Linked DNA regions of Homo sapiens: regions 1 and 3 are each linked to region 2. The links are chromatin loops, found by intact Hi-C in ENCODE. Cell type or tissue: PC-3. All regions are shown on one strand. Links, peaks and the distances in the headings refer to the core of each region. The heading gives the core; the rest is flanking DNA.

Evidence for each region. Peaks named below come from ENCODE experiments on the same cell type or tissue, not always from the same donor. Only the 100,000 strongest peaks of a DNase experiment are listed, where the experiment ranks them.
Region 1: it touches region 2 in a loop (3-fold over the local background); 2 of 110 quality-filtered maps call a loop at or near these places.
Region 3: it touches region 2 in a loop (8-fold over the local background); 4 of 110 quality-filtered maps call a loop at or near these places.

What each region holds. Positions count from the first base shown.
Region 1 is chr20:20,007,395-20,013,767 of GRCh38, forward strand. No RefSeq gene overlaps it. Among named protein-coding and RNA genes, the nearest start is that of NAA20, 6.8 kb to the right of the region's middle. In PC-3, for the core only: no CTCF peak of the experiment used is centred there; a DNase peak (open chromatin) is centred at 3,447; H3K4me3 peaks cover 872 bases; H3K27ac peaks cover 1,102 bases.
Region 2 is chr20:19,825,945-19,832,317 of GRCh38, forward strand. All of the region lies in intron 2 of RIN2 (Ras and Rab interactor 2), which reads left to right. Among named protein-coding and RNA genes, the nearest start is that of RIN2, 71 kb to the left of the region's middle. RefSeq lists a silencer at 2,477-2,646. In PC-3, for the core only: a CTCF peak has its summit at 2,534; DNase peaks (open chromatin) are centred at 757 and 2,427; H3K27ac peaks cover 3,498 bases.
Region 3 is chr20:19,684,692-19,691,064 of GRCh38, forward strand. It overlaps SLC24A3 (solute carrier family 24 member 3), which reads left to right. Exons shown (of 17, transcript NM_020689.4): 12 at 409-670. Among named protein-coding and RNA genes, the nearest start is that of RIN2, 70 kb to the right of the region's middle. In PC-3, for the core only: a CTCF peak has its summit at 3,855 (motif pointing right); a DNase peak (open chromatin) is centred at 3,900; H3K27ac peaks cover 367 bases.

The sequences.
Region 1 (6,373 bases), core at 663-5,662, 180 kb after region 2:
ACGAATTTATATGTCCATTTATATCATTTAACAGGACTATTGTTTAAAACTTGGTGCTTTACCAAGAAGAATACAGAGGTTGACGTGATTAATTCTTTTTATTTCTGATGTGCGTGCTTCCGATTTCTCACCACTTCTACAAATTATGAGAGAATGCATTTATTTACCAGATTGCAGTTTCCGTCCATTTTATCTTTCTCACTCCCATTTTTCTCTGCAGCCTATTGATGTACGATCATATGCAGAAAAGACTTATGCATCTATTATCTACTGAAAGAAAAACTACAGAAAACAATAAAATGCTAGAGACTCTTTAACCAATCAGAAAAAAATACGTAAGTGAAGCAGCTACGACATCACAAAGCTTCTATTTTTCGCTAGCACATGAAAATATGAGACCTGACAAATTGCAAACTCTCATTGAACAGATAGTTTAGGGTTTTGCCTTGAAAACCATAGTCCACGGATCAAGCATCACATCTTTTGGGAGTTTGTGAGAATCTCAGACCCCTGGCAGACCTGCTGGATCAGAATCTGCATTTTAACAAGATTCACGAGCACATTAGAGTTGGCTTGAGAAGCATTAGTTCAAGGTATATTTGGGGCCTTGGCATTTGTGCAGCTGATACAAATACACAAATGTAGGAGGTGTGCTGCTCTTAGAACCCTGCAGGAAAGGAGAAGAAAATAGCTCATAATTGTTTTGCTAAGAGTAAGGCATAACTTCATTTAAAATCACCTACATTATGGACAAAAGGCTTAACAAACAAATGTCAGGAACCAAGTTTTTACCTCATTATATATATTCAATTATGTTCTTCTTGCTTTGACAGGGAAAAGGGGCTTGAAGGGCGTGGGGAAAAGATTCTGAAAATTAGGTGGGATTGCTGAAGTCAAACTTAATGATTTTGCTGAGTTTGCTGGAGAGTGGCTTCTCTCACCTCCAACATCTGTATGAGGGCAAACAGGAGCAGCGGAGGGGGATCTCTCTGTCCGGGCCAGCTGCTTGCACATGCATGTGTGTGCACGCACGGATGTCGTCATGTAGTCTGCACAATTAGTCACATTGTCTGCATGTGACATGGGAAGTTTATAAGCTTTTTTATTTTCTTAAAGAACAGCTGGTCCGGCCACAGTGGCTCACGCCTGTAATCCCAGCACTTTGGGAGGCCGAGGTGGGCAGATCACCTGAGGTCGGGAGTTTGAGACCAGCCTGACCAACATGGAGAAACCCCATCTCTACTAGAAATACAAAATTAGCCAGGTGTGGTGGCGCACGCCTGTAATCCCAGCTACTCAGGAGGCTGAGGCAGGAGAATGGCTTGAACCCAGGAAGGGAAGGTTGTGATGAGCCGAGACTGTGTCGTTGCACTCCAGCCTGGGCAACAAGAGTGAAACTCTGTCTCAAAAAAAAGAAGAAGAAGAACAGCCAACTTCCTTTTAAAGGCATTTCATTCCCTGAGAATCTACTAATCATAAGACCCTTTTACTCACCAACTTCGAAAAACAAAGATGTGTTTAATAAAACCTCTTCGGTGAGCAAGGAGTGGATGATTTAAAACATCGCTGGAAAAAGCTCCTGTGGAATCCCCAGCAGACAATTTCAAAGGGAAAGTATGGTGAATTTCGCAGAACTCTTTCATTTCTCCAGGTAACCATTGTGGACAATCCTGAGCCCTCATTTGTTTTTCCAGATGACACTGGTTTACTCACATGATTTTGCCTTATGTTTTTCAAGGGGAAGGAGGATTTTAAAAGAATAAACACAATACATGGTTTTCAAAATCAAATATTGGAAGACTTGCAATGGAAGGCAGCAGCCCCTGAGCCTCCTCCCAATCCCATTTCTGTTATCTCCTCCCCTAAACTACGTCTCCAGCTGTGTATTCATTATTTATCTCCATACTTCTAAAAAGATGCTGATACTGCTGCTTATTGGTTTCTTTTTCTTTTCTTTCTTTCTTTTTTTTTTTTTTGGAGACAGAGTCTCACTCTGTCCCCCAGGCTGGAGTGCAGCGGCACGATCTCAGCTAACTGCAAACCACCTCCCAGGTTCAAGCAATTCTCCTGCCTCAGCCTCCTGAGTAGCTGGGATTACAGGCATGTGCCACCACACCCGGCTAATTTTTATATTTTTAGTAGAGAAGGGGTTTCACCATGTTGGCCAGGCTAGTCTTGAACTCCTGACCTGAAGTAATTCACCCACCTCTGCCTCCCAAAGTGCTGGGATTACAGGCGTGAGCTACCATGCCCGGCCTCTTTTTCAATATTAGACATTAATAATTGATTCCATATCATGGAAGGTGAGGATTGAACCTTCTTGTATGGTGGTCCTCTCCTTAGGGTGACCATGTAGCAGCCTGGTCATATGTCAATGCCTGTGGGGCTTTTCTCCTGGGTCAGGTGGTTTCCCCACAAGAAAATTCTCCAGTATCCTACGGGCGCCGGGTGCAAAGTGGGGTTAAATTTTGTTGCCAGCGTTCTAGGAGCTAAGCAGGCAAGGAGCCTGTGGGTTTTCAGCTTTCCGTCTGCCAGCTTTCACCTCCTCCCATTTCCAATGCAGTGTCTCAACGTCACTTTTCGCTGCCTGTGCTCTGACGGCTCAGGGACATGGCTTCTGGGTCTCTCCAGGAGTGAGGCGCTCATCTTCTCCCTTCACTCACACCTGCCAGAGCTCATTCCTGAGCCCGCTCAGACGCTGCATAGGGAATCGATTGCCTTGCTTCCTGCTGGCTTTTCCGCCTGACATTGGTTAACATCTAGCTTTCTCCTGTCTGCTGAGTTTTCAAGCCCGCAAAATTTTGTTACCAGTTCCCATTGGCTGCTGTCTCCTCTTCCATTCTTTTTGTTCCTATGGATGTATGCCCTTTTAAAAATTCCTTTTTAAATTTTCTTTAATTCTCATTTTAGTGAGGTATTGGTAGGGGAAAGATAGGTAATGCAGCCTGCCTTGTTTAATTGAAACCTGTAGTTTTAATAAGAAAAAAAATAAATAATAAAATAATAAAGAAAGAAACCTGTAGTTTTACATTTGAATGGTGAATGAACTTATACATCCTAGTTAGCAAAACTGAAAATAGATTATTACAATGATAGGCCAGAGTCAATGCATCTATCTTATCCAGTTATTATTTTATATAAAAAATTTCTTATATGAAGTCATCCAAACATCCAAGCTGTTTAATTGTAAAGTATGCTGCCTAGGATATATCAAAATATATATTTACTGTGCACTTTGTCCTTTCCATATAATCTGAAAGAAAAGAAACAGAGCAACAACAGATGAACCATCAAGCTGTTTGCTTGTTTTCAATGTGGAATTTTGCAATGATGGATGTGAATCTGGGTCAGCACTGTTTACAGAGAGCACATGGTGTTTTGTTTCAATGAGCAGGAAAATGTTTGCCATTAAATGTGGTAAAAGCTTGTAGTTTTTTCCAACTAAGCAGTAAAAGAAATTACTCTGTGTAGAATGATAAATAAAGAGTTCTATGAGTCATCTTTAATGTAGGGGAAAATGTGCAGCCGGGATAGAAACAGTGTTTTACTGCCGGCTAAAAATAAAATCAAATGCACTGAAACAGAAGTCAATAACAGCATGTCCTAGAAGCCCAAGTAACTGTGGGGTTTAACGTAGTTCATGCTTTTCAAATATACTTCTTAAAATGATGGTGACAAAAATGGAAAGACTATGCTGATCCTTCCTTCTTTCCTTCCTTCCTTCCTTCTGTCCCCTCCCCTCCCCTCCCACCATTATTTATCTCCATACTTCTAAAAATATGCTGATACTGCTGCTTATTGGTTTCTTTTCCTTTTTCTTTTCTTTTTTCTTTTTTTGAGACGGTGTCTCACTGTGTTGCCCAGGCTAGAGTGCAGTGGCACAATCTCAGCTTTCCTTCTCCCTTTCTCCCCTCCCCTCTCTTCCCTTCCCTTCCTTTCTTTTTTAAAAACACCATGCTGGAGTGCAGTGGTGCAATCATGGCTCACTGGAGCCTCAAACTCCTGGGTTCAAGGGATCCCCCTGGCCTTACCCTCCTAAGTAGCTGGGACTACAGACACATACCACCATGCCTGGCTATTTCTTCTTCTTTTCCTTCTCCTTCTCCTTCTTCTTCTTCTTCCTTTTTTTTTTTTTTTTTTTTGTTTTTGTTTTTTTGTAAAGATGGGGTCTCGCTTTGTTGCCCAGGCTGGTCTCCAACTCCTCAAGCAGTCCTCCCACCATAGCCTCCCAAAGTGCTGGTGATTCTTCTGTTTAAAGTCAGATTTATTAAGGTATAAGTTTGATAAAGTAAAATTGACTCATATTAGTACACATTTGATGTATTTTGACAGACTCATTTGGTCATGTAGCCACCACCATGATCAGTCCCAGCCTGGGCAAACATTGGTCTGTTTTCTTCTGTTCCTATAATTCTGCCCTTTCAGAATGTCATATAAATGGCTGGGCACATTCACTCATGCCTGTAATCCCAGCATTTTGGAAGACTGAGGTGGATGGATCACCTGAGGCCAGGAGTTTGAGACCAGCCTAGGCAATATGTCAAAACCCCATCTCTACTAAAAATATAAAAATTAGCCAGGTGTGGTGGTACACACCTATAGCCCCAGCTACTCGGGAGGCTGAGGCAGGAGAATCGCTTGAACCTGGGAGGTGGAGGTTGCAGTGAGCCGAGATGGTGCCACTTCACTCCAGCCTGGGCAACAGAGTGAGACCCTGTCTCAAAAAAAAAAAAAAAAAAAAAAAAAGAATGTCCATGTAAATGGAATCACAGGGTACACAGACTTTTGATTCCGGCTTAAATATTCATACAGATGTTTTGATAAAAACGTAACTTTTCGTTTCCCTGGGGTAAATGCCCAGGAATGCAATTGCTGGGTTAAGTGATAGTTGCATGTTTGCATGTTCAATTTGTAAAGAAACTACCAAACTGTTTTCCAGAGGGGCTGCACCATTTTATATTCCCATCAGCTATGTATGAGTGATTCTGTTTTGAAGTTTTTAGTACATTTCAGTGTTAAACTGCTGAAATTGTCAGATTCACTAGGTTTAAAACACATGCACTGTTAAAAATGTTTTATTTCTGAAAGTGTTATAATTATATTTCTAGAAATGTTATAATTAGACTCCAGCATAAATTAAGTCGCTGATACAAGGGGGAAAAAAACTCATGCTGGCCTTATTCTTCTCCCCCAGAAACTTTAAACACCAGAAAACAATGGAGTAATGATGTTTACAAAATCTTGGAGGAGAGAACATGGGATCCAGGAATATCCAGCCAATATTCCACTTGAGCATCCTAAGAGACAAGGGCGCTCTGTGAATAGAGCACCAGCACCATGAGCCCGAGGAAAAACAAAGCACAGCAAAGTCAAACAAACAAAAGCTCAGCAGAGAAACCCAGCCAACCCATACATGCATCAGAATGAAGAATGGAAAGGGAAAAGCTGTAAGAAGAAACAGGAATGACAATTACATCCACTCAATCATAGACTTAAAACCAAACAACTAGGTGATATATAGTTGAAAAACTGATGTGGCTTTATAGAGAATGGTGGCACACGCCTATAGTCCCAGCTACTCAGGAGCTGAGGCACGAGAATCGCTTGAACTTGGGAGGTGGAGGTTGCAGTGAGCTGAGATGGTGCCACTTCACTACAGCCTGGGCAACAGAGAGAGACCCTCTCTCAAAAAAAAAAAAAAAAAGAAAGAAAGAAAAAGAAAGAAAGAAAAAGACCAGTCACGGTGGCTCACGCCTGTAATCCCAGCACTCCGGGAGGCCAAGGCTGGTGGATCACAAGGTCAGGAGTTCAAGACCAGCTTGGCCAAGATGGTGAAACCCCGTCTCTACTAAAAATGCAAAAAAAGTAGCCAGGCATAGTGGCGGGCACCTGTAATCCCAGCTACTAAGGAGGCTGAGGCAGAGAATCGCTTGAACTCAGGAGGCGGAGGTTGCAGTGAGCTGGGATCACACCACTGCACTCCAGCCTGGGCGACAGAGCAAGACTCTGTCTCAAAAAAAAAAAAAGGCCTCGTGTGGTGGTGCACACCTATAGTTCCAGCTACTCAGGAGGCGGAGGCAGGAGAATCCCTTGAACCCAGGAGGCAGAGGTTCCACTGAGCTGAGATCTTGCCAGCGCTCCAGCCTGGGAGACAGAGCGAGACCCTGTCTCAAAAAAGCAAAAAAACAAAAAACAAAACAACACAAAAAAAGAGTAAATAGTGCCCTAAATTGAAATTTCTATTAAAAAATCTGATTTTGACCATTAATTATCCTCATTAGGAGATTGAAATTACATTTAATACATATATAAGATAATACTATACATATCTTAAACTTTACAGGAAACTTTTAGGAGCTTTTATTTTGTGCTG
Region 2 (6,373 bases), core at 507-5,506:
TATAGCCCTGAAGATTTTTAGCTGGAACTCAGATTAGCATTTTGTGATAATTTTATTTCATTTTTCAATTCTTATGAATTCAGTTTATAGCATAAAAGTATGATTTATAGTCAATCTTTGTTGCTCATGCTAATATATGCATTATTATGGTTAATATTTTTAACAATAACTTGCAAAGTGCTTTGCATGCATTTATTTAGTATGCTGTTAATTTCTAAACAATGTACTCTGTAAAAGGAGGTGAGTGACTATTTGCATGAATACATTTTATCTTGACCTTAGTAAACCAGGATTTTAAAAAAATTCTAATAATAAATAATTATGAGAATAGCTAGCATTTATTAATCATTTATTATATTACACACATTGTGCTAAGAAGTGCTTTTTCATGAACTATTTCATTCAATACCCATTTTACAGATGAGGAAACTAAGGCACGGGTAACTAAGTAACTGCTCAAAGTCACACTCTTAGTGATTCCCTGGGGTGGCCCTTCCCTGTTTTCATAGTCATGGAGCCATAGCAAGGATGTAATTAGCACATCATATCCATTAGCTTCTTCTGCTATAGATTCAAGTTGAAAAGAGAGTAAATTTAAGGAAAATTCACAATCCTGTCTGATAGTTGGCAGCAAGCATTGGGAAGGCAGTACATGAATGACTGGTGTTTAGGAAACACTGATTTATAAGATTTGTCATTCTCTCTGCTTTAAGTCATCTATTAGCTTAACCTCTGTTCAATCCTTATCCTGGTTTAACTTCTTAGCAAACATCCTGCGCAGGACAGGCACGGAGGGAATCTTGGGGCCTACTCCTGTTTGGTGGCAATCCATCAACTGTGGCTCCTGTGTGCAGGCATTTAACTATTTTCTTGTCATCCTCTTAGGCACAAATTTTTTTCTTGCTAAAAAGGTGTCATTATTTGTCAACTCCCTATTTGAAATTCAGATCCATGCAACAGTTTTTTTCTAATTTTATTTTTGTTATTGTTGGTGGTGGTGGTGGTGGTTTTTCTATTCGTTTGGTTTTGGGTTTTTTTTTTTTTTTTTGAGACAGAGTTTCGCTCTTGTTGCCCAGGCTGGAGTACAGTGGTGCAATCTAAGCTTACTGCAACCTCCGCCTCCTGGGTTCAAGTGATTCTCCTGCCTCAGACTCCCGAGTAGCTGGGATTACAGGCATGTGCTACCATACCTAGCTAATTTTTGTATTTTTAGTAGAGATGGGGTCTCGCCATGTTGGCCAGACTGGTCTCCAACTCCTGACCTCAGGTGATCTGCCTGCCTCGGCCTCCCAAAGTGCTGGGATTACAGGCGTGAGCCACCACACCCCGCCTTTTTCTAATTTTCTAGTCTAATAGCCCTGCGAAGTACATAAGGAATATGGCTAAACTGACATAGCTTGTCTTGGGAAACCCAAACTGGACCCTGGGCTTGACCACGTTTTGGCTAAGATACACCATCTTGCAAAGAATTCCAAGAGCAATCATCTCTCAAATGGCCCTGGAGCCCACAGCTTCATAGCTGGAGAAGTCTACTGCCTTCTCTGTTTTTGAAGCCAAGGACCAACATTATCTACCAGCTTTGTCCAGCCCTCTTTAATTCTCCTGAGTGCTTGAAGGTGATCACAAATAATCTCACATGCATTTAACTTATAACCATAGTGTGGCAGTGAGTCCTCCAGATTGGAAAAGAAAATGCCTATAGAAGATCCAGGTACGCCCTTATGACCGCCAAATTGACTTCAGGATCCAGTCCCGCTTTTTAATGCTGGTCTCCTCTTCCTGTCTTACAGCCTTTAGGTGTTCAGCTGATGTAAATTAATTGCTCCCATTGTCAAGGACTTTAGTAGGTTTGCTTTTCTTTTTTTCTTTTTTTTTTTTTTTGCTGCTAGTCAACCACATTGTGTTCCAAAAGTACCTTTAAAAAGGTATTTTATGGTTTTATTTAGCTTTGTTTTATTTGTAAAATACCCTTCTCCTGGGCTGTAGGCTTCTAGGCATTATTCACACAGATCCAGCACACTGTTTGGGGTACACTTAAGCCTCTAGAGCCCTTACCCATATTTGCATGCTGCCCAGCTGTGAGTTCATTGCAAAGGTGCAGACTCACCTGCTTGTGATACCTCTCCCTCTTAGCTACTGACTTATTTGTGGTGTCAGAACCCCATTTTCAAGAACTTCCCATTCTGTTTGATGGGAACGAGGGCACTTTTTATAGACTCCAACTCACCTTTAAACTTTGTGAAATCTCTGTTTGTAAACCACAAAATTTATCAGCACAACTGAGTTTCCCATTCCTAGCTTTTGTGAACATAAGGATGACATAAGAATTTCCTCTTACAATGCCTCTCACTTCCACTTCCCCAATCAGTTCCTCCCCGTGAATCGGAAGTAAGTTGAGAATAGCAGCTCCACCCACAGCTTTCTGATCCTTCTGAGGGCTGAATCTGCCCACAAGTTAGGTCAAGTGTGTGTCAGAAATGGTTTTTATCACAGAGACACTATGAGAATATGTGCGGACAGCTGAGTCTGCCACCTGTCTTTCTGCCTGATTTCTGCAGCAGGAATGAATCACTCACTTCCTGCGTTGATGGTGGCTGTGGCATCCTGTCATCACAGTAGCCCTTTTATTCTATTCCTCCATTCATCTCCATTATCTTCTAATATGAAAACCATTATGTAGGTGCATAGATTTATTTGTCCTTGACTTAACAGAGACAGCTTAGTACTCTCCAAAAGAAAAGAAAAAATATGTTTCTTATGAATGGAACATGATAAAATATGCCATCTCTTGGTTGCATTCTAACCGAGTGTCCCATTCCCTGTGATCTTGCTGACTCCTAGGAAGTTCTGCAGAGCTGATCATTTCCTCCACCATCCTAGGTCCATTTTTGCTTGTTCTGCTCTGTATGATCATTGGGATGGTCCAACCGGCTACGTCGTCTGAGGCTCCCTTTGCTAACTGGCTTCCTGCTAGGCTTGGTTTGGCTCATGTGAAGCCCTGGTTGATAGGGTGGGTGGAAGGAAAGGAAAAGCCAGGGCATTTCACCACGTTTAATATACTAATGATTCAAATTTGTGCCTCAGCAAACATGCAGATTACCTGGGATCCTCAGCAGAGAATAATAGCTACCTCTGGAAATAGTAGGCTCATGAATGCTAAGAGGCTACTGAAATTGCCACCTATATGATGGGACGCTTTGGGTGAGAGGTTCATGGAGGTTCTGATTGATTGGGTTCTTGAAGAGTACATGAGCATTTTCCTGGCAGATCTACTCATGACAGACATCCCAGGAAGACAGAAGAGAAGATGAGCAGTTATGGAAACCCAAAGTTGTATGGCGTGCTTGCAAATTGGATTAACTTATTAATTTGTAGGACTTTGGGGGCATGATAGGAGATGAAGCCAAAAAAAGAAAAAAAAATGGATTGAATCCAGTATATGAAGGACCCTCTGTAATAACTATGCTTTCTCCCAGGGGTGAGTTCACAGGAGCAACAGAGAGCTCTAGAGTGAGGAGGGTGGGAAGAACAATTTTGTATATCATCTACGTTGTATACTGGGCTTCTATAGGCTGTTGTGTTTGATGAAAGTGTGCCGGCTTAAAAAGTTCAAAAATCCACTGTTGTGACTATAGGAAATGTATTGGTCAGGGTTTTTAGATGCATACTAGAGAATCGCCTCTAGCTGGTTTAGGCAGGGAGGGGTACTGAGGAACAGAGTTCCCAAAGTCAAGGGATGGATCAAGCAGTGGGGTTTAGGCTGGGCTTCCCAAGTGACTCCCAGAATGGCCCACCAGAATCAGCCCACCAAGGGGTTGGCCACTACGGAAGGGGTCAGGAAGCTGCTGAATTGGGAGACCCCCTCAGGGCTGCTGCTCAGAGCAACTCCAGCTCTGCCATGGCCCCTGACCACAAAATGATGCCCCTGACTCTGTCTCATTCCCTGCATCACTCAGTTCCCAACAAAGCCTTGTGGGAGCCCATCTGCGTGGTAGAATCTAAATCACGTAGCCATATCCCAGCAGCAAGGAGGCCAGAAAATGAGGTTTCTGTTGTCTTATTTTTGCATCGTATGTTGGAAAGACAGAAATTATCCTGAACGACACTATCAAAATACGGATTGTGATCAAAAGATTTGGGGGATACCCAAATGATAGCAGTCCACCTCAGGAAGACATATTTTCCAAAGGAAGGGAGAGTAGGATGAAATTTGCATTTTAAAATATCATTTTTATGAAACCATTTGTTTTTTAGCCAAGGCCAATCCTGATGACTGTGTGAGGTCATGAGACTGCTGGTTTCTCTAACTAGCTTCACATTTTTTTTTACCAAGTTCTCTAAAGCCAAGCTAGCTTTTCATTAACTTTTATGCCAGGCCTCAAATCTTCTTTTACTTACATGGCATGACCTTAGAATCCTTTCTTGGCCTCTCTTTCATGCTTCATTCTTGTGCAGTTTGGTGAAGACCCCCTGCACTCTCAGGTGTAGCATCTTCCTGCCACATGAGGGATACCTTAATAATATGACCATCAGCCACAAGCCTCAGCCCTTTCCAATGTCATGTCCCACAGTGCATAACATACCAGCAAATGTTTATCACAACCTACTCAAGGCCAGTCATTCAGTTTCCAGGACTCTCAATGAGGTTGGGCCGGAATTTCCTGTTGCTGTGGAATAAAGCATGAACAACTGCCACATGATGTGTTGCTAAAATGAATGCAGTATCATTAGCATGGTGGACACTGTGATGCACCACCAGATGCCCCTTAAGGAGGGACTTGTTGCCCGGCTGCTGGGAGTGCTGACCATGGGGAGTCTATAGCTGCCACCAGCCCCTGCAGGGGTACCTTGGCTGAAGGGGGCTGCCTAGGCAAGGGTCATGCCATGCCCAGGGATACCCACATCCAGCGATGACTGATGCTGGTGGGGGTACAATGGCATAGCCATCTCACCCCACCTCGGGACACCCCTATAAGGTTGACTCATCCTGAATCCTGAACCTCATCTCCATGTCCCCGTGTCCACTCCTGCTTCCTTCCCATTCCACAGGCACTGATCCCACGGGCGCTCCTTAATAAGTCTCTTGTACCCTAAACTCTGTCTCCAAGTCTGCTTCTGGGAGACCCCAACCCATGACCATCAGCCTCTTCTAGAAGTACACAGATGCCCCAGCATGCCACACTCCGGGTAGATACTCCACCCTCCCAGGGCACCCAATTCACCTTAGAAATGTGAAGCTGCCAACTGCTCTCAGCAAGGAGATGTCTGGTACTTGGTGCTTGGAAGTAGTTTCGTTCGTCTAAAAACGTAACATAAATTTTTACATTAACATTTTTTAACCTGAAAAAATTGAATTCTAGTTAGTGATATGTATGTTAGAAGTATTTAGTGGGAAGTACAGACATCCAAGTTTTTCTTTTAAATGCACCAAAAGTAAGATGGATTGAGGGATGCGTAGAGGGAGGTAGAGATGGAAAAATATGGATAAAACAAATATTGTAAAATGTCAGTGGTAAAATCTTGGTGGTGTGTATGTGAGTGTTCACTGAAAAATTATTTCAATTTCACTCTGTTTGAAACTTTTTATTTTAAAGTATTGGGAAAATAAATAGGTGTGACTGAATAGGAAGAGTAGACCGAGATTGTTTTATGAACTGATTTCAAAGATAAAGTTAAGCCCGTCAAGTACTTGAGATTATATCAGTGTAATTTCCCTGATACATTTGAACCCATCGTTTATTTAGCAAACATTCGTTGAGCAGGTACAATGAGCTTGGATATACAGTAAGTGTTCCAGGGAGGACAAAGAAATATAAGAGCTATATTCTGCAAGTTTATTGTAGTAGATACAATAAATACATATGGAAAGTTAAATAGTAATAGTTCATATCACCCTAGACATAGACTTTTAAAATACATGGATTCTCCTTCTTATAGGAGATAGCTACAAAGCAAAACACAAACAAAAACAAATGCATGTATTGGTTCTACCATACAGATAATGTTTCTAGCAATGAATAATAACAATTATAATAATAATGATAGCAGATCTTACACAGTGTTCGCCATGTACCTGGCAGTGTTCCAAGGGCTTCACCTATTTCAATGCATTTCATCCGTACACTGTGTGGTGGTGAGAATGTATCTGCAGATTTGCAACTAAAGGGGACGTGACTGGCCGAGGGCACCACCTGCTGTGCTCTCTAATCCATCACTAAATTTCTAAGCCAGTGGCTGAGCCCAGTGGGGATACTAAGGCAAGCACATTCCCAAGGACGCAGGCGGCCTCTGATAGTCATCGCTGGCTCTGTGACTCCCAGATGGCCTTGCCAACCTTTCTAAGCCAGCATGGTGATCTAGGATGCTGTCCCCA
Region 3 (6,373 bases), core at 749-5,748, 140 kb before region 2:
CTGACTTGAATTTTGCTGTGCATTCCTTTTCTGGAATATAGCCTTATTGATACACTAGACCAAACACAGTTGTGCAGCTTTCTCACATAGGGACCCAGGAACTCCTGCAGTCTGGGGAAGAAAGATGACATCACAGTGCACAGAGTGTCAAGGAACTGCACATCCCCTAAGAACTTTCCTCTAAAGGGATTTGCAAGTTCTGATGGGTCATAAAAGACTAATCTTTCCTCCCAGATGGAAGTTGTCTGGAGTTGGTTATCACATTGAGAGGCCCCTTAAAACTTGACTCCAGGGTCTTCTGGAAGCATATCGTCAGCTGCCAGGGAAAGATCCCAACAGCTCATGTTCTGAGTGTAAGGTATTTGCAATCCCTCTGACCGTGGTAAGAGTGCGCCTTTCTCTTTCCAGAGACAAAGATTGATAAACAGCAGGGCTTATACCAACGGGGAATCTGAGGTGGCCATCAAAATCCCAATTAAGCACACCGTGGAGAATGGGACAGGGCCCAGCAGTGCCCCAGACAGGGGCGTGAATGGGACACGGAGGGACGATGTTGTGGCTGAGGCTGGCAACGAAACAGAGAATGAAAATGAGGACAATGAGAATGATGAGGAGGAAGAGGAGGACGAGGATGATGATGAAGGACCGTACACACCATTCGACACCCCCTGTAAGAGGTTCTATGTCTGGGCTGGGGTTGGGAGCTATTTTGAGCCACTGAGTAGATGCCCTTGACTTAGATTATCTTTTTACCATTCAATTTTTTAAAATCTCTGTATGAACATGAGACTATGTATATCAAGTCTCCTTTGGGCAGGACTTTGTTGTAGAAGTTCAAAGATGGCCAAGATGGGGGTCCATGATCATTGCTTGAAATGTGAGCTCTTTAACCAACTCTGTTTTGTGGAAGTGTTACTGAAATGTCAGGGATTTGTTCTAGGTCCTGCTCATCAGTACACAGAAAGCCAGTCACTGAGACAACGAATATTGCCAGGGAAGAAGGCTTTAATCAGGTGCTGCAGCTGAGGAGATAGGAGATCAGTCTCAAATCCATCTCGCTGACCAACTGCAATTGGGGATTTATATAGCAGGGAAGGAATGTAGCTACCTTCCAGCAAGCAGGAATTAGGGAGAAGTAAGGAAGAGGAATTGCTCCGCAGGAAATAGGCAGTCCATCAGGCATCACGATGAAGGAGAGATCTGACTCCTCATTGTCCAGACACAATGATCTGGTGAGTTTCAGTTCCTTGATGCCATCTGGGAGGCCTAAGGGTCCATTTCCTGAGAAAAGAGCTCAGGGAAGACAAATGTAAGTTTCGCAAGTTTTAAAGCTGAGAGAGAGTCAGTTTTTATATTAATTCAAAAGAAACTATAAGCATCAGTTCTATGGGACAGTTGGGCTGGTTTCAGGGGACGGTCTTATCTTACTTAGCTGTTCTGCAGGAACTTTTGGTATGAAGGAAGAAATGCCCATGACCCGTGTGGGCAAGGCAGCTTGGTGCACAAAAGGAGAGGCACGTCACTCACCTCCACCCATCCCATTGCACCTAGCCGGGAGAGCTGTCCTGCCAAGGCCAGCCTGGTGGATGCCAAGGCCTGAAGAAGCTTTCAGGACCTCAGCCACCAGGGTGGTGTCCTCCTCTCCCAACTGCTGCCTCCAACAAGGACTTGGTTGTTCCAGAAACTGTTTCACCCCACCCCACCCATTATCAGAGCAGGTGGTCCAAGCCCAAAGAATTCAGCCTATTTGCTGGACCTTCCAGAAGCTTCTGGCTGTTTCAGGGAAGAGTACACTAGTTTGATTCACATGGACTGTCAAGTGTGTGAGGCTCAGTATACATGTGCAGCAACCTCTTCGGGATGTTTGAATGTGCAGGATTATCTGAAGAAACGTTTGATTGACTTGAAAGCCCATTTAATGATAGGACATGGTGCCGAGTGTCAGAGTCCTGTGTTAATTTTGGATGCGCAGGGTCTTGCTGTGCTCCAGGGGAGCTCCTTTCTGTCCAGAGGACAGCAAGTAAAACTTGAACCAGAGATGCCCCTGTGCCCACTCAGGGCACCCAAGATCTCAGCCTCTTCAAGAACTTATCAGAAAATATTCATCCAGATTCCTATTCCCCCAGGTCCCTTACCTCCCACCCAAAGCTAAATCATTACTTGTTAGTACATTATCTTCATAGAAAAAATGTACACTCGTTCTTTATCCATTTTGCCACCATCAGATATATTTCTTGGCAACCTTTCCTATCAACCAAGACAAAAACATCTTAAGGATTAAATGGCAAAACACTCCTTTCCTCCCTTGTAAACCCTTCCATTCATTTTCTGTTGCTGCATAACAAAATGCCACATATTTTGCAGCTCAAAACAAGACCCTCTGATTAGCTTACAGTTCTGTAGGTCAGAAGTCCTGCTGGATTCTGTCTCACAGGCCGTAATGAAGGTGTAGCCAGGGCTACATTCCTTTGCAGAGGCTCTGGGAGAAATCATTACCAGGCACCGGTTCATTGCGGCTGTGCAGGTCCTTGATGGCTGTCAGCTGGGGATGTCCCACTGTTCCTAAAAGCCACAGAGCCCCTCCACCTTCACCTGGATGTGTGGAGCTCTTCCCGCCATCATTCCTAATCTCTCTGGCTCCCCTTTTGCTTTTGAGGACTCTTTGCAGCTAGATCAGGCACCTGCACAATCTCTCTACCTAAAGGTCAACTGTGCCATACAACACAGCAGAATCACGAGGCTGATAGCTCATCCCACTCACAGACCCTGAGAATCTTAGGGACCTGTGTCTAGAATTCCACTTACTCAACCCCTGTTTTCAGAGTCCGCCATTAGCTGGCCATAACCAAGCTCCAGTAATGCTTATTTCGCTAAAATCTTTCACTAATTAAACAGTCGAGCCAGTGGAAGTTCTGTAAGTGACCAAGTTCTATGTTAGCATCTTGGGAGCCCAGAATCCCCAAGTGCACCCCTCCAGGGGACAATGAAAGATGTGTGTGTGAGATGAGACCAAGTCTGGCCCAGTGCCTGGGCCTCGTTACTGATTGGGACCAAGCACCCCTTTCAGATCCCTGGTTCCGTATTTCTCTCCTGGATGAGAGCTAACTGTGGGGTTTCAAGGTCTTTGAAACTCGTGCTCGCCACCCTCTGTCTCACTGTGATTAGGTTGCAGATGATGGAGGCCTCAGACCTTCCAGCCACACCTTCTGGGCTCCTGTGTATGAGGAGACATGGCTGCAGGCATCTCACCCCCAACAGATGCTTCACCTGAGGCTCAGGAACCCCACATCCCCTCCTGTGTCCTTCCTGAAGCACAGACAGGAGAGAAGAGACGATACTCTGTGTGGTCGTACCATCCCGTGGGGTCTCCATGTCATTCAAGGGCTCCCAGCTGCCAAGATAGAAAGCAGAATTCCAAGTTCTTCTCTAGCAGCCCTTCTCACCAGGGCTTCCTTAATGAAATGCACGTTCTGATTCAGGAGGTCTAGGGTGAGGCCCGAGTCTGCATTGCTAATCAAGAACCGGCTGCCCCCCATCCTGTGACACTGACGCTGCTGGTCTGTGTGCCACACTTGGAGCACGGAGAGGCTAGAGACCTAGAGGCACTCAGCAATCTTCCCAGTTCTTCTAAGATGCGGGAAAGCCTGATTCAGAGCCCGGGTCTGCCTTTGAAAAGAGTGGGCTCCCCCAGTTACAACTGTCTCTTCCCCTCCACCAGCTGCTAAGGAATCCCAGGCCCAGAATTAGGAACTCCATTTTAAGGCAAGGGGACTGAATGTCCAGCCAGGCCCGCTTCCTGGGGCAGGCAGGCCTCTGCTTATGGGTGAGAAGCCTGTCGGGTGCTTCCGGCCAGCAGAGGGCATTGAGAAGCCAGGGAGTCAGTTCTGGGAGCCCCAGATGGGTTCCTATCAAGTCAAGTTCCTGTGGACTGAAAAAGATCCGTCCACATGATGAGGACATTTTTCTCTCTCATAGTCATTCTGCAAGGCATGAGTACCCTGTTTCTGGCACCCAGCCACAGTGCTTTCTTCTCTCAGGACTTGACTATAATGGGTATGATGATTACCAAGAAAGTAATTATTTAGGAGTATGTGAATACTGTTGTGAGTTCATATATGTACATATATGTACAGTGTGCAATTTAAGATTGATATAACATAGTGTTAACATGCACATGTATACTGTGTACACTTAATATATTGTATGCATGTATAATATATGTGCAGATATTAACATATTTATGTTTATATATGTATATACTATATTATAGGTTATATACACACAATATACACATATACATCTACACTTGGTATATGCACATACATACATATAAACGTGCAGCTATTGTTATCTCTTGGGTGAAGAAAGCCTTATTGTTGACAGACAGCAAAAGAAACCTTTTCATGTGTATGTAGGTAAACACATTTCCATGGGAAAGAAAAACTAGAAGGAAATACACCAAAATATAAGTAGGTTTTTCCAAAGCAAAATTATGTTTTTTCTGTATTTTTTACTTTAAAACAGTGTACATTTTTATTGCCGATATTATCGGAACAAATGTATATGTTTAGGTCTAGGTCTAAAATACTGTGCAATAACTTTTTCTCTCTTTGATAGAATTCAGCTTTCTTCAAAGCTGACTGAGGAACATAATTTAGAAACAAATCCTTTTGCTTGTTAAAGCCAAGTCCAACTCAAAGGGATACTATCATGCTTACGGGCCAGCTCCGGCCCCTGGCTTCAGCTCTCAGTTGCTGGCTGACTTTTGTGAAATCAGGTAATCACCAACACATCAGGTCCATGGTCAGGGAAGTTTTTTCTCTTAATTCATTGCTGTACCCCCAGGACCTGCAGCAGTGCCTGGCACAAAATGGCATAGAGGACATTCACAGATATTTATTAAATGAATGAATGAAGAATAAACCTATCCCCCTTGTTGCTCTATTTTGACCCAATGGTAATAGAGCAGAAGATGGAAAAATGTCCAGAAATGTTGTTGACTCAAAGAGGAAAGGAAACCTTTTTAAACCCTTTATTCAGAAATGGAAATTAAGGGCTGGGCGTGGTGGCTCATGCCTGTAATCCCAGAACTTTGGGATGCAAAGGGAGGATGCGGATCACCTGAGTTCAGGAGTTGGAGACCAGCCTGGCCAACATGGCAAAACCCCATCTCTACTAAAAATACAAAAGTTAGCCAGGCATGGTGGCACACGCCTGTAATCCTAGCTACTCAGGAGGCTGAGGCAGGAGAATCACTTGAACCTGGGAGGCAAAGGTTGCAGTGAGCTGAGATTGCACCACTGCACTCCAGCCTGGACAAAAGAGTGAGACTCTGTCTCAAAAAAAAAAAAAAAAAAAAAGGAAAATTAAGACCAGCTAAAATGTGGGTGATCTTTATTTGACTGCCTTTGTTCCTCAAAATCATTTTTAAAAAACACCTTTATATTTGTTATATTTGCTGCATTACATTTAAATATATGATTCAGATAATGCTCATTGAATTTCTGCTTTTAAGGTTCTGTTGTTACAAAGGGGCAATAACTTAAAGAAAGCATATATGTCATTGAAAATGATGTTTTCCAGATATAATGCCCTCCCAGTGTCCAGTCAGAAATTTTTAAAGCAGTTGATAAAAACTCAAAATTCACTGGCACTAACTTACACTTCTTACAACTTTGTCTAATCAATATCATTTTCCAAGCTCTTGCACTCGTAAATTCTGACTTCATTTTTTTCTTCCCTCTTTTTTTTTATTTTCTGAAGAATGTGAAAGAGCCAAGTTGGGATCATTTCTCTTCCTCTTCCTGTGTTTCTTCGTAATCTTTGATTGGGTGTGTATTTTAAACTAAACCGAGTTACTCTGTCCGTTTGAGGGCATCAGCCATATGGAAGGCCGTTGAGGGGATTCTAGGAGGTTCCACATGGGTAAATGCCTTATCAGCACATTGCGGGATTTAGGAATGTGCCAAATTCCAGGATGCATTTGGGATCCAAAGAGCTGGCCATATCCTGGATTCTGCAGCATCTGGAAGCCCCTCTCCAAACAACTCTCAGCCAGGCTTCTTGATTTACAAAGCAAGCACAGTCTCTATGTTCTCATCATTCACTTGACCATCTCCAAAGCTTAAATCTAACAAGACTCATAGCAGCTAATAGGAAAACACTTCTCTTTTCTTACTATTTTTTTTGTTTGTTTGCTTTACTCTGTACTTGTAAATTGGATAGCCTTAGATTCTCAAAACCAAGTAATTTTCTTTGGTCTGTCTGATTAGATTGTTCATAATAACATTATTACTACTACTGTTACTGATATTTACTGAAAATGCAATATAAGCCCTGCACTATCCCTGCCTTTCAATCAGGTGCTAAACAA